Regions from separate parts of the Homo sapiens genome. Here region 1 is linked to region 2. Evidence: read pairs that join two places in POLR2A ChIA-PET (ENCODE). Cell type or tissue: PC-9. All regions are shown on one strand. Links, peaks and the distances in the headings refer to the core of each region. The heading gives the core; the rest is flanking DNA. Region 1 has its middle 11 kb from the start of IER5L. Region 2 has its middle 4.2 kb from the start of LINC02975.

Region 1 (7,756 bases), core at 2,741-5,240, 110 kb after region 2:
ATGTATCACCTTTGTATTTACAAGAAAAACGAACAGTACGCCAGAGAAAAATGTGACATGACAGGTGCTACAATCGATGTCCAGTGTTCTATGGAGCAGAGAGGAGGGAGCAGCTAGGTCCAGTCTGGCTGGGGGAAGGCTCAACCCCTGAGAAACACTCCTCTACCTGACAGCCTTGGTCAACGGGAATCCACACTCCTGTCCTCTGGTTTTTTTTTTAAGAGGTGTGAGACAAAACAACAAGCTCAGCTCCAGGACATGGTTGAGGAGCACTGCGGAGGGAGTCTCGTTCCTTCTCCTCTCTCATCTCTGACCGCTGTCTCAGCCCCACCCAGTCCCAGCCATCAATCGCCACTGACTTGCTCAGAGTCACAGGATTACGCGGCAAGGTGGGCAGGAAGAGGCAAACATACTCAGGAAATATTTTCAGAACTTGGGCTGAAACTAAAGAGGAAGAGGCAAAGCTCAGTGGACAGAGCACTGGACCAGGAGTACAGAGACCCAGACACAGGTTCTGGCTCAGCCACAGACTTAAATTGGGCCCTGGGATGAGTCACTTCCCTAAGGGGCCCATATTCCCTCATCTGTAAAGACAGAGTGAGAAGACAGAAGGTTCTAAGCCAGCTCTGATATTCCAAGAGTCAGAAAAGAAACCATTGCTTCCAGCTTTCTGATGATCTGAGGCTTTGTGTCCCATCCGAGTAAGAAAAACACAGGTAGAGGCTGGGCGCGGTGGCTCACACCTGTAATCCCAGCACTTTGGGAGGCCGAGGCAGGTGAATCACAAGGTCAGGGGTTTGAGACCAGCCTGGTCAACATGGTGAAACCCCGTCTCTACTAAAAATACAAAAAATTAGCTGAACGTAGTGGCAGGTGCCTGTAATCCCAGCCACTTGGGAGGCTGAGGCAGGATAATCGCTTGAACCCGGGAGATGGAGGTTGCAGTGAGCCAAGATCTTGCCACTGCATTCCAGCCTGGGTGACAGAGTGAGACTCCGTCTCAGAAAAAAAAAAAAGAAAAGAAAAACACAGGTAGAAGGACCATGGTGATATCCAAAAGAAAAAATGCACATATATATATATATATATATATATTTTTTTTTTTTTTTTTTTTTTTTTGAGACAGAGTTTAGTTCTTGTCACCCAGGCTGGAGTGCAGTGGTGCAATCTCGGCTCACTGCAACCTCCACCTCCCAGGTTTAAGCAATTCTCCTGCCTCAGCCTCCCGAGTAGCTGCGATTACAGGCGTGTGCCACCACGCCTTGTTAATTTTTTTATATTAGTAGAGACGGGGTTTTCACCATGTTGGCTAGGCTGGTCTCAAACTCCTGACCTCACTAGCCTCGGCCTCCCAAAGTGCTGGGATTACAGGCGTGAGCCACTGTGCCACCTATATTTACAGATTGTGTAACTGAACTAGATATAAAGTGGATATCAGTAAATATATTTACTCCAATAAAAAAGAAAAACACAGGTACCAATATCAAATTCCATGTCTACCTGTGAGTGTGGTTATCTGCCTGTTTCATTCATTCAGTAAATGCATTCAGGCAAGGCCCGGTGGCTTACACCTGTAATCCCAGCACTTTGGGAAGCCGAGGCAGGAGGCTAGCTTGAGCCCAGGAGTTCGAGACCAGTCTGGGCAACATGGTGAGACCCTGCATCTACAAAAAATAAATTAGCCAGGCATGGTGGTGCCCGCCTGTAGTCCCAGCTACTTGGGAGGCTGAGGCAAAAGGATGGCTTGAGCCCAGGAGGTCGAGGCTGCAGTGAGCCATGATTGCACCACTGCGCTCCAGCCTTAGTGACAGTGAGACCTTGTCTCAAAAAATAAATATACACACATTCACCCATTCAAATATTTATTGAGTACCTATATATGCCAGGCACTGTGCTAGGCACCAAGGATGCAGCCATGAACAAGACAAACGAAGGGCCCTCCCCTCATAGAGCTTACATTCTAGTGGTGGGGGGAGGTGTGCAGACAATACACAAGGCAACAAACAAGTAGATAAGTGTTTCAGGAAAATAAACACAGTGCTAGAAAAATTGGTAAGGGCCCGTGGCTCATGCCTGTAATCCCAGCACTTTGGGAGGCCGAGGTGAGCTGATCAGTTGAGGCCAGGAGTTTAAGACCGGCCTGGCCAACATGGTGAAACCCCGTCTCTACCAAACATACAAAAATTAGCCTAGCGTGGAGGCGCGTGCCTGTAATCCCAGCTACTCGGAAAGTGAGACAGGAGAATCACTTGCACCTAGGAAGCAGCTGCTGGAGTGAGCCAAGATCACAGCACCATTGCACCCCAGCCTGGATGACAGAACGAGACTCAAAAAAAAAAAGTCTCAAAAAAAAAGAAAGGACTGGTTGGAGGGGGAGGGGGTGGGGGTGGCACCAGTTTAGATATTTTGATCAGAGAAGGTGATATTTCAACTGACACCTGAACAGATCAGCTCTATTAGTATACGACAGGCTATGCTGCAGTAACAAATTAATCCCTGCATCTCAAAGATTTAACACAAGGATTTCTTTCTCTTTTAAGATCTCCAGCAGGTAGAAAGGATTTGTTTCTTGACCATGCAAAGTCTGAGTCAGACTGCCAGGTCTCCTAGGCTGCTGCCCTCCATACGGTGACTCAGCAATTCAGCCTGCGTCTATCTCAACACAAGGCTTCCAGAATCTCCACCGTGGCACAGAATGAGAGCTGGGGAGTCCTGCAAGGGCTCTTCATGGCCTCAGCCTGGAAGTGATTCTCCTCACTCACACTCAGAGCACATTGGCCAGAATGAGTCCCAGGCCCTCATCTAACTGCAAGGGGGCTGGGAAAAGCAGTTTTCTTGGGTAACTGGGAAGGAAAGGCGAGTACACATGGATGAGCGCTAGAAGTCTCTACCATAGCAGCTGGACAAACAACGGTGGAGGAGCATTCCAGGCAGAAGGAACGGAAAAGGTGAAGACTAAACACATGAGGCCAGGCGCGGTGGCCCACGCCTTAATCCCAGCACTTTGGGAGGCCAAGGCGAGCAGATCACCTGAAGTCAGGGTGAGACCAGCCTGGCCAGCATGGCGAAACCCTGTCTCTACTAAAAATACAAAAATTGGCTGGGCATGCTGGTGTGTGCACCTGTAATCCCAGCCACTTGGGGGACTGACAGAGGAGAATCGCTTGAACCCGGGAGGCGGAGGTTGCAGTGAGCCAAGATCACACCATTGCACTCTAGCCAGGGCAAGAAGAACGAAACTCCGGCAAAAAAAAAAAAAAAAAAAAAAGAAGAAGAAAAGAAAGGAGAGAGAGAGAAAAAAAAGAAAATGAATAAATTTAGCATGTTCATAGAACTGGCTGAGAGAGAGGGCAAGTGGGAGAGGCAGGAGATGGGGCCAGAAAGAAAAGCAGGAGGTGCTCAGATTGTATTCTAATCACAGTGGATGAGAGTTCCATCCGGGGCATCAGTCAGAGCTGGATTCCAATCCCAGCTTTGCCCCTGTAGGATCGAGGGAGCAGCCTGACTTTTCTGAGACTCAGTCTCCTCAAAGGAAGCTGGGACCAGTTACAACCTGTGAAGGTCTTCCTGCTCCGTGCCCAATGCACAACACGCAGAACTAGTGGCAACTATGAACGTTATAGGAACTTCCTTCCTCTCCCGGGTCAGGGACGGGAGGGGAGGGTGCCTGAGGGAGGGAGGGGGCGGGGAGTACGCCAGTATAAACACACCCTGAGTCAGCCGCCCCAACCAGTTTTCCTAGTTGTGCGGGGCCAGCTGGGGCTCCAGACCAATCCAGGATCTGCCCCTCTTCCCCCAGAGACTATGCCCCACAAACACACCCATCCAAGGGACCCTCAGCAAAGACGGAACATGGGAGAGCATCCCAAGCTATGTGAGGGTTCCTTGTGGAGCACTCCTCATTGTAAGTTGTTAAATATCAGATGAGTGACTGTGAGACTGTGGACCACCAGGCACAAGGCCAAGCACCGGAGGGATTCCCAGGGCCATCTCTACCCAGGACCACCCCTACCCAGGGTGCCCGTCCAAAGCCCAGGCTGGCAGTTCCAAGCTCAGCCTCCAAAGCCACATAGAGCTCAAGACAAACCATGCTCTGCTGCTTTTTTTTTTCTTTTTTTTTTTTTTGAGACACAGTTTTGCTCTTGTTGCCCAGGATCTCAGCTCACCGAAACCTCCGCCTCCCAGGTTCAAGCAATTCTACTGCCTGAGCCTCCTGAGTCCCGAGTAGCTGGGATTACAGGCATGCGCCACCACACCCGGCTAATTTTGTATTTTTAGTAGAGACGGGGTTTCTGCATGTTGGTCAGGCTGGTCTCAAACTCCCGACCTCAGGTGATCCACCCGCCTCGGCGTCCCAAACTGCTGGGATTACAGGGGTAAGCCACCACGCCTGGCCAGCTCTGCTGCTTTCTAGGTGACAATAAGCTCTTTCCTTCACCTCCCTGAGCCTCCAGTCCCTTGTCTGCAAAATGAAGACATGCATGGGGGCACCTGCCTGTGCAGTAAGGCTGCTACAGCTCAGAGTCTGACATACAGTGAGTGCCCAGTAAATGAGAGCTGCAATATTGGCACTGGTCAGCTCTGCCCAGATAACTTTTCATTGCAAAATGCATGACAGTTTTCCTACTGACTCTCCTGTTGAACAAAATTATGACTTAACAGGCCAGGCGTAGTGGCTCACACCTGTAATCCCAGCACTTTGGGAGGCCGAGGCTGGAGGATCCCTTGAGTCCAGAAGTCTAAGACCAGCTTGCGCAACATAGTGAAACTCCGTCTCAACAAAAAATACAAAAATTACACTTTGGGAGGCCGAGGCGGGCGGATCACAAGGTCAGGGGTTTGAGACCAGACTGGCCAATATAGCGAAACCCCGTGTCTACTAAAAATACAAAAAATGAGATGGGCATGGTGGCAGGCACCCGTAATCCCAGCTACTTGGGAGGCTGATGCAGGAGAATCGCTTGAACATGGGAGGCAGAGGTTGCAGTGAGCTGAGATCATGCCACTGCACTCCAACCCAGGCGACAGTGCAAGACTCCATCTCAAAAAAAAAAAAAATTAGCCAGGCATGTTGGTGCACACCTATAGTCCCAGCTACTAGGGAGGTTGAGGTTGGAGGATCACTTGAGCCTGGTAGATCTAGGCTACAGTGAGCTGTGATTGTGCCTCTGCACTCCAGCCTGGGAGACAGAGCAAAACCCTGTCTCAAAAGAAAAAAAAGTAACATGCATCTTTTCCAGCGGGACCCAATCAAGATCTTTTTACTCTGGAGTTGGGGGAAGAGACAGGAGGAAGTGCCTTAGAAACTTTGTTGGATTTTTTTGTCTTTCCATAGATTAGGACTCATATTTTTTAAAAGATTAGTCCCCAGGAAGGTGTCTGATTATCTTCAGGACCTGGCTGTGCCTGACAGTCAACATTCACTCAGGATAGATGCTTGATGATTGAATGAATGAATGAAGTGATGGATGAATGAATGAATGAATGAATGGACTCCATTCTAGGGAGTGGCTTAAAGAGGAAACAGTAAGATATTGCTCTGCCTATCCTCCTCCAATCAGACCCTTCCCCACTACCTCTGGGCCTCTGACTCCTCCCCCTTCTGCCCCCCAAATCCAGTTATTTCCTGATGTTTCTTTTTCTTTTTTTGGAGACAGAGTCTCACTCTATTGCCCAGGCTGGAGTGCAATGGCACAATCTTGGCTCACCACAACATCCGCCTCCCAGATTCAAGTGATTCTCCTGCCTCAGCCTCCCAAGTAGCTGGGATTACAGGCTTGCGCCACCACACCCAGCTCATTTTTGTATTTTTAGTAGAGACAGGGTTTCGCCATGTTGGCCAGGCTGGTCTTGAACTCCTGACCTCAGGCAATCCGCCCATCTTGGCCTCCCAAAGTGCTGGGATTACAGGTGTGAGCCACCGTGCCCGGCCTTCCTGATGTTTCTTAAACATTCCATGCATCCTTCCTGCTGTCCTCCCAGCTCCCTGGCACCCTCCAGGCCACTACACACACACACACACATACACACACACACACACACACCACAGAGTGGAAATCCAGTACACACACACACACACACACACACACACCCCCAGTGTGGAAGTCCAGTGTCTCCTTTAACACCCACATCAAACAGCCTGGGGAGAACTGGGAAGACTGGGGAATAAAGCTTCCCTTTGTTCATAAAAAGAAATCCAGGCCTAAGACAGATAAAGGACGTGGCCCCAGAACAGGACAGATCCATGTGGGGAGGGGCAGTGAGACCTCTAGGCAACCTGCAGACATTCCAAGTTGATGGACAGCTCCAAGATTCTTTAAGCCAAGAAAGGGATTCGGGTGTCGAGATTCCTGGGCCTTGGATCCTCTCCTCTCAGGGTCCCATATTGTTCAGGCCTCAGAAACTCAGCTAAAGCTGGCTGAAGCAAAGAGCGGATTTATTTCCTGGCACAGAAACAGGGAAGTCCATGGGTGTTTCGGCTCAGGCGTAGCTGGATCCAGAGGCTCACATGATGTCATCAGGGCTTATTCGTTACCTCTCCTTGGCCTCTTCTTAGGTTTTCTCTGCGGCCAGAACAAGAAGGCCACTGGCCAGGGATCGTGCAGTCACACAGGGCCCCATGTTCAAATGAGCCCATGCTTGGAGTCTAATGCTCTGCTGTCTTGAAATTCAACATCATTTTATCGTTGAGTTTGTGTTGAGTGAAGTCTGAGACAGTGGAGCGTGTTTGAAGCTTCGACTCAGGTGCAGTCCTGTCTCCTGCCACCTCCCCACCTCCCTGAGACAGGTTCTTGGTCCCCCTGCTACCCTGCCCCCTGGCACTCTGGTGCCCTGGCTCTGCCTGGCCTCTCCCTCCCATCCTCGGCAGGGACCTGGGCACAGGCGTAGAGAGGGTTGAGTTCAGGCATCCGTGAGCAGCACCTTGCAGGGCACGGTGACAGCCGCCACTGCTGTGCATTAGCAGCACCACAGCCTGACTGGCAGCCAACCAGAGACCGTGTCTAGACGTGGGGTGAACCTTTCACCTACCCCGATCTGGGTACTGAGGTCCTTAGAGACCACTCCTCTGCTGTAGGTTGAGGTGGGGGCCTGTGGGAAGGGGAGGTACCAGGACTCAGGACATCAGCCCAGTGGTTGGTTGGAAGGTTAATCCAGCAGCTGCCAGGCCCCATCTAGAGAGAGCACGCAGGGAGGCATAGCAGGGGTGGAGGGGGCTGGGAGGGTGTGCACCCTTGTGGCAATCTCCCATACGGAGAAGCACTATCTTAACCACCTTAACCAGGGGGTCTTCTCCTCCCCCTATAACCTTCCTGAGCCTGGCTTGTGTTTGTCTTTTCTGGCCAGTTCAAGGCACACTCAGGGACAAGCCACAGAATATGAATTGTGCAATTTCAGCGATTCTGCACATGAATTAAATGCTCTGGTATTTATATTTATAACTGGTATTACACAGCCAGGCAGAGTGGCTCATGCCTGTAATCCCAGCACTTTGGGAGGTGGGCAGATCACTTGAGGTCAGAAGTTCAATACCAGCCTGGCCAACGTGGTGAAACCCTGTCTCTACTCAAAATACAAAAATTAGCCAGGTGTGGTGGCACACACTTGTAATCCCAGCTACTCAGGAGGCTGAGGCACGAGAATTGCTTGAACTTGGGAGGCAGAGGTTGCAGCGAGCCGAGATTGGCCACTGCACCCCAGCCTGAGTGACAGGGAGAGAGGCTCCATCTTAAAATAAATAAATAAATAAATATAAATA
Region 2 (2,500 bases), core at 1-2,500:
CCTCAGGTGATCCACCCACCTTGGCCTCCCAAAGTGCTGGGATTACAGGCATGAGCCACCGCGCCCGGCCTGTTTTCTCATTTGTGAAGATGCAGGGCTGCTGTGAGGACTGGGTGAGAGGCGCACCTGGCACGTAGCAGGTTCTCACTGGGCGAGTTGCCCCCAAGCCCCAGCGACAAGCCCAGCCAAGGCCCCCGCTCCCCGCCTGGGGAGGTCAAAGGGGCAGGTGGGAAATTGAAACCCGAGATGAATGGCCATTCTGCAGCTGGAGTCCAGAAAGATTCTGGGCATGGGAGCATCACTGGAAAAGGAAATGTGGGGCCCTTGCCCAGGGGAGGGACCGGGGGGGGGGTTCTAGATCCAGCTCTGCCCCCACCCAGGTCACCTCGCTGGCTACAAATGACGACCCCAAGTGGTGCAATGTAGATGTCCAAAGTGAGAAGCAAGGCTTGTGCAAGGCTGTGTGGGGGTTACCTGGGGGTTTGATCTCGGTACCATGAGTGACTCCCAGAATGAGACAATGTCTGCCCCTTCTGCAGGGCAGATGTGAGGAGCCTGAGGGACCTGCTCCCAGGCCACCAGCTCTTTGTGCAAATCTTGGTTTTCTGGTGCTTGGTTGGCTGGAAGAAGAGTGTGGCTGGATTGGGGGCGTGGTCTCTGCTCCCTCAGCCCCACCCACCAGGTGGGGGAAATGGAGGAGAGGGACCCACAGGAGGGTGGTCAGGGCAGCTAGAAGAGATTTGCTCAGGTACCACAGACCCTTGGTCCCTGGAGCACCCCTCTCTGCTAGGAGAGTTGGCAACCAGAACCAACAGTTTTCAAGGCTGCACACCTGGTGGAGGTTGTTGCGGGGGTTGGCCAGGTGCAGGCCCAGGCAGGCAGGGAAGCGCGGAGGCTGGGCTGGGCTGGGTTCCAAGGCAGGGCGGAGCCTCCCAGGGAAGCCGCAGTCACCCATCCGTCACTTATTCATCCATCAAATATGTACCGATGCATGGCCTGGGTGCCGAGACACCCACGACCAGACAGACACAGCCCTGCCTTCCTGGGGCCTGTGATGGGGTCAGCCACGTAGGTCAGTCAGGCCTGGTGGGCAGCAGCTAGGACTTTGCATCTTCCTCTCCGCAAGCCCCTGGGGGGTTCTGAGCCGGCAAGAGATGGGATTTGACTTGCATTTTAAAAGGGTCTTTTAGCTTCTGTGTGGAGAAGGGTGGAGCTGGGAGACTGTGGGGAACTGCGGCATTCTTATGGGGGAGCGGGGATGGCCCAGCCCTGGGTCCCAGGCACCCTGGAAAGGGGCCGGGGGCCAAATGTGTGAGGTTTTTGTTTCATTTTGTTTTTTTTCTGAGACGGAGTCTCGGAGTCTCGCTCTGTCACCCAGGCTGGAGTGCACTGACGGCGATCTCCACTCACTGCAACCTCCGCCTCCCAGGTTCAAGCGATTCTCCTGCCTCAGCCTCCCGAGTAGTTGGAATTACAAGCATGCACCTCCACACCCAGCTAATTTTTGTATTTTTAGGAGAGACAGGGTTTGTTTTTTTTTTTCTTTGAGACGGAGTCTCACTCTGTCGCCCAGGCTGGAGTGCAGTGGCGCGATCTCAGCTCACCGCAAGCTCTGCCTCCCCAGTTCACGCCATTCTCCTGCCTCAGCTTCCCCAGTAGCTGGGACTACAGGCACCTGCCACCATGCCCGGCTAATTTTTTGTATTTTTAGTAGAGATGGGGTTTCACTGTGTTAGTCAGGATGGTGTCAATCTCCTGACCTCATAATCTGCCCGCCTCGGCCTCCCAAAGTGCTGGGATTACAGGCATGAGCCACCGCGCCTGGCCTAGTAGAGACAGAGTTTCACCATACTGGCCAGACTGGTCTCGAACTGACCTCAGATGATCCACCTTCCTTGGCCTCCCAAGGGGTTAGGATTACAGGCTTGAGCCACCATACCGGGCCTCAAGTGTGTTTTAAAGTGAGAGCTCAGACGATCGCTGGTCTAGCTATGATTGTGCCACTGTACCCCAGCCTGGGTGACAGAGTGAAACCCTGTCTCAAAAAAAAAAAAAAAAGGCAACCCATCACGTGGATGTAATGGAGAGGTGGGGGTCAAGGGCTGCTCCAAGAGCTTTGACCTGAGGAAGCAGAGCACGCAATTTCCATTTGCTGTGGGAGGAGCAGGTTTCAAGCTTATCAGTGGAGGAGATGGGGTTTGGGAAACATTAAGTTTGAGGATCGAGGAACCCGTCCTTTGGGAGTGCAGGCCTAGAGGTCAGGGGAGGGGCCGGACTTCGGGGAGGAACCTGGGACCCAGCGCCTGGGATGGAAGAGCTCTCCCAGTAAGAGGGCGGGCAGGCAGTTTACACAGGACAGGAGGAGCAAATGAGAGGCAGGGAGGCAAAGTGGGAGGCAAAGCCATGTCCTGGGGCCAGGAGAAGGGTGTGTTGACAGACAGAAGGAGTGAGCGGCCATGTCTGAGGCTGCTGGCAGGTGGAGGACTGTGATGGTCAATGC

What was found. ChIA-PET counts read pairs that join two places held together with the same protein. Peaks named below come from ENCODE experiments on the same cell type or tissue, not always from the same donor. Only the 100,000 strongest peaks of a DNase experiment are listed, where the experiment ranks them.
Region 1: POLR2A ChIA-PET joins it to region 2 with 14 read pairs; 12 of 35 experiments call an interaction of 5 or more read pairs at or near these places.

The regions. Positions count from the first base shown.
Region 1 is chr9:129,163,114-129,170,869 of GRCh38, reverse strand. No RefSeq gene overlaps it. Among named protein-coding and RNA genes, the nearest start is that of IER5L, 11 kb to the left of the region's middle. RefSeq lists an enhancer at 2,584-3,573. In PC-9, for the core only: no CTCF peak of the experiment used is centred there; a DNase peak (open chromatin) is centred at 3,689; H3K4me3 peaks cover 1,312 bases; H3K27ac peaks cover 1,427 bases.
Region 2 is chr9:129,276,980-129,279,479 of GRCh38, reverse strand. No RefSeq gene overlaps it. Among named protein-coding and RNA genes, the nearest start is that of LINC02975, 4.2 kb to the left of the region's middle. RefSeq lists enhancers at 632-1,540, 1,541-2,449. In PC-9, for the core only: no CTCF peak of the experiment used is centred there; DNase peaks (open chromatin) are centred at 939 and 1,929; H3K4me3 peaks cover 1,946 bases; H3K27ac peaks cover 1,902 bases.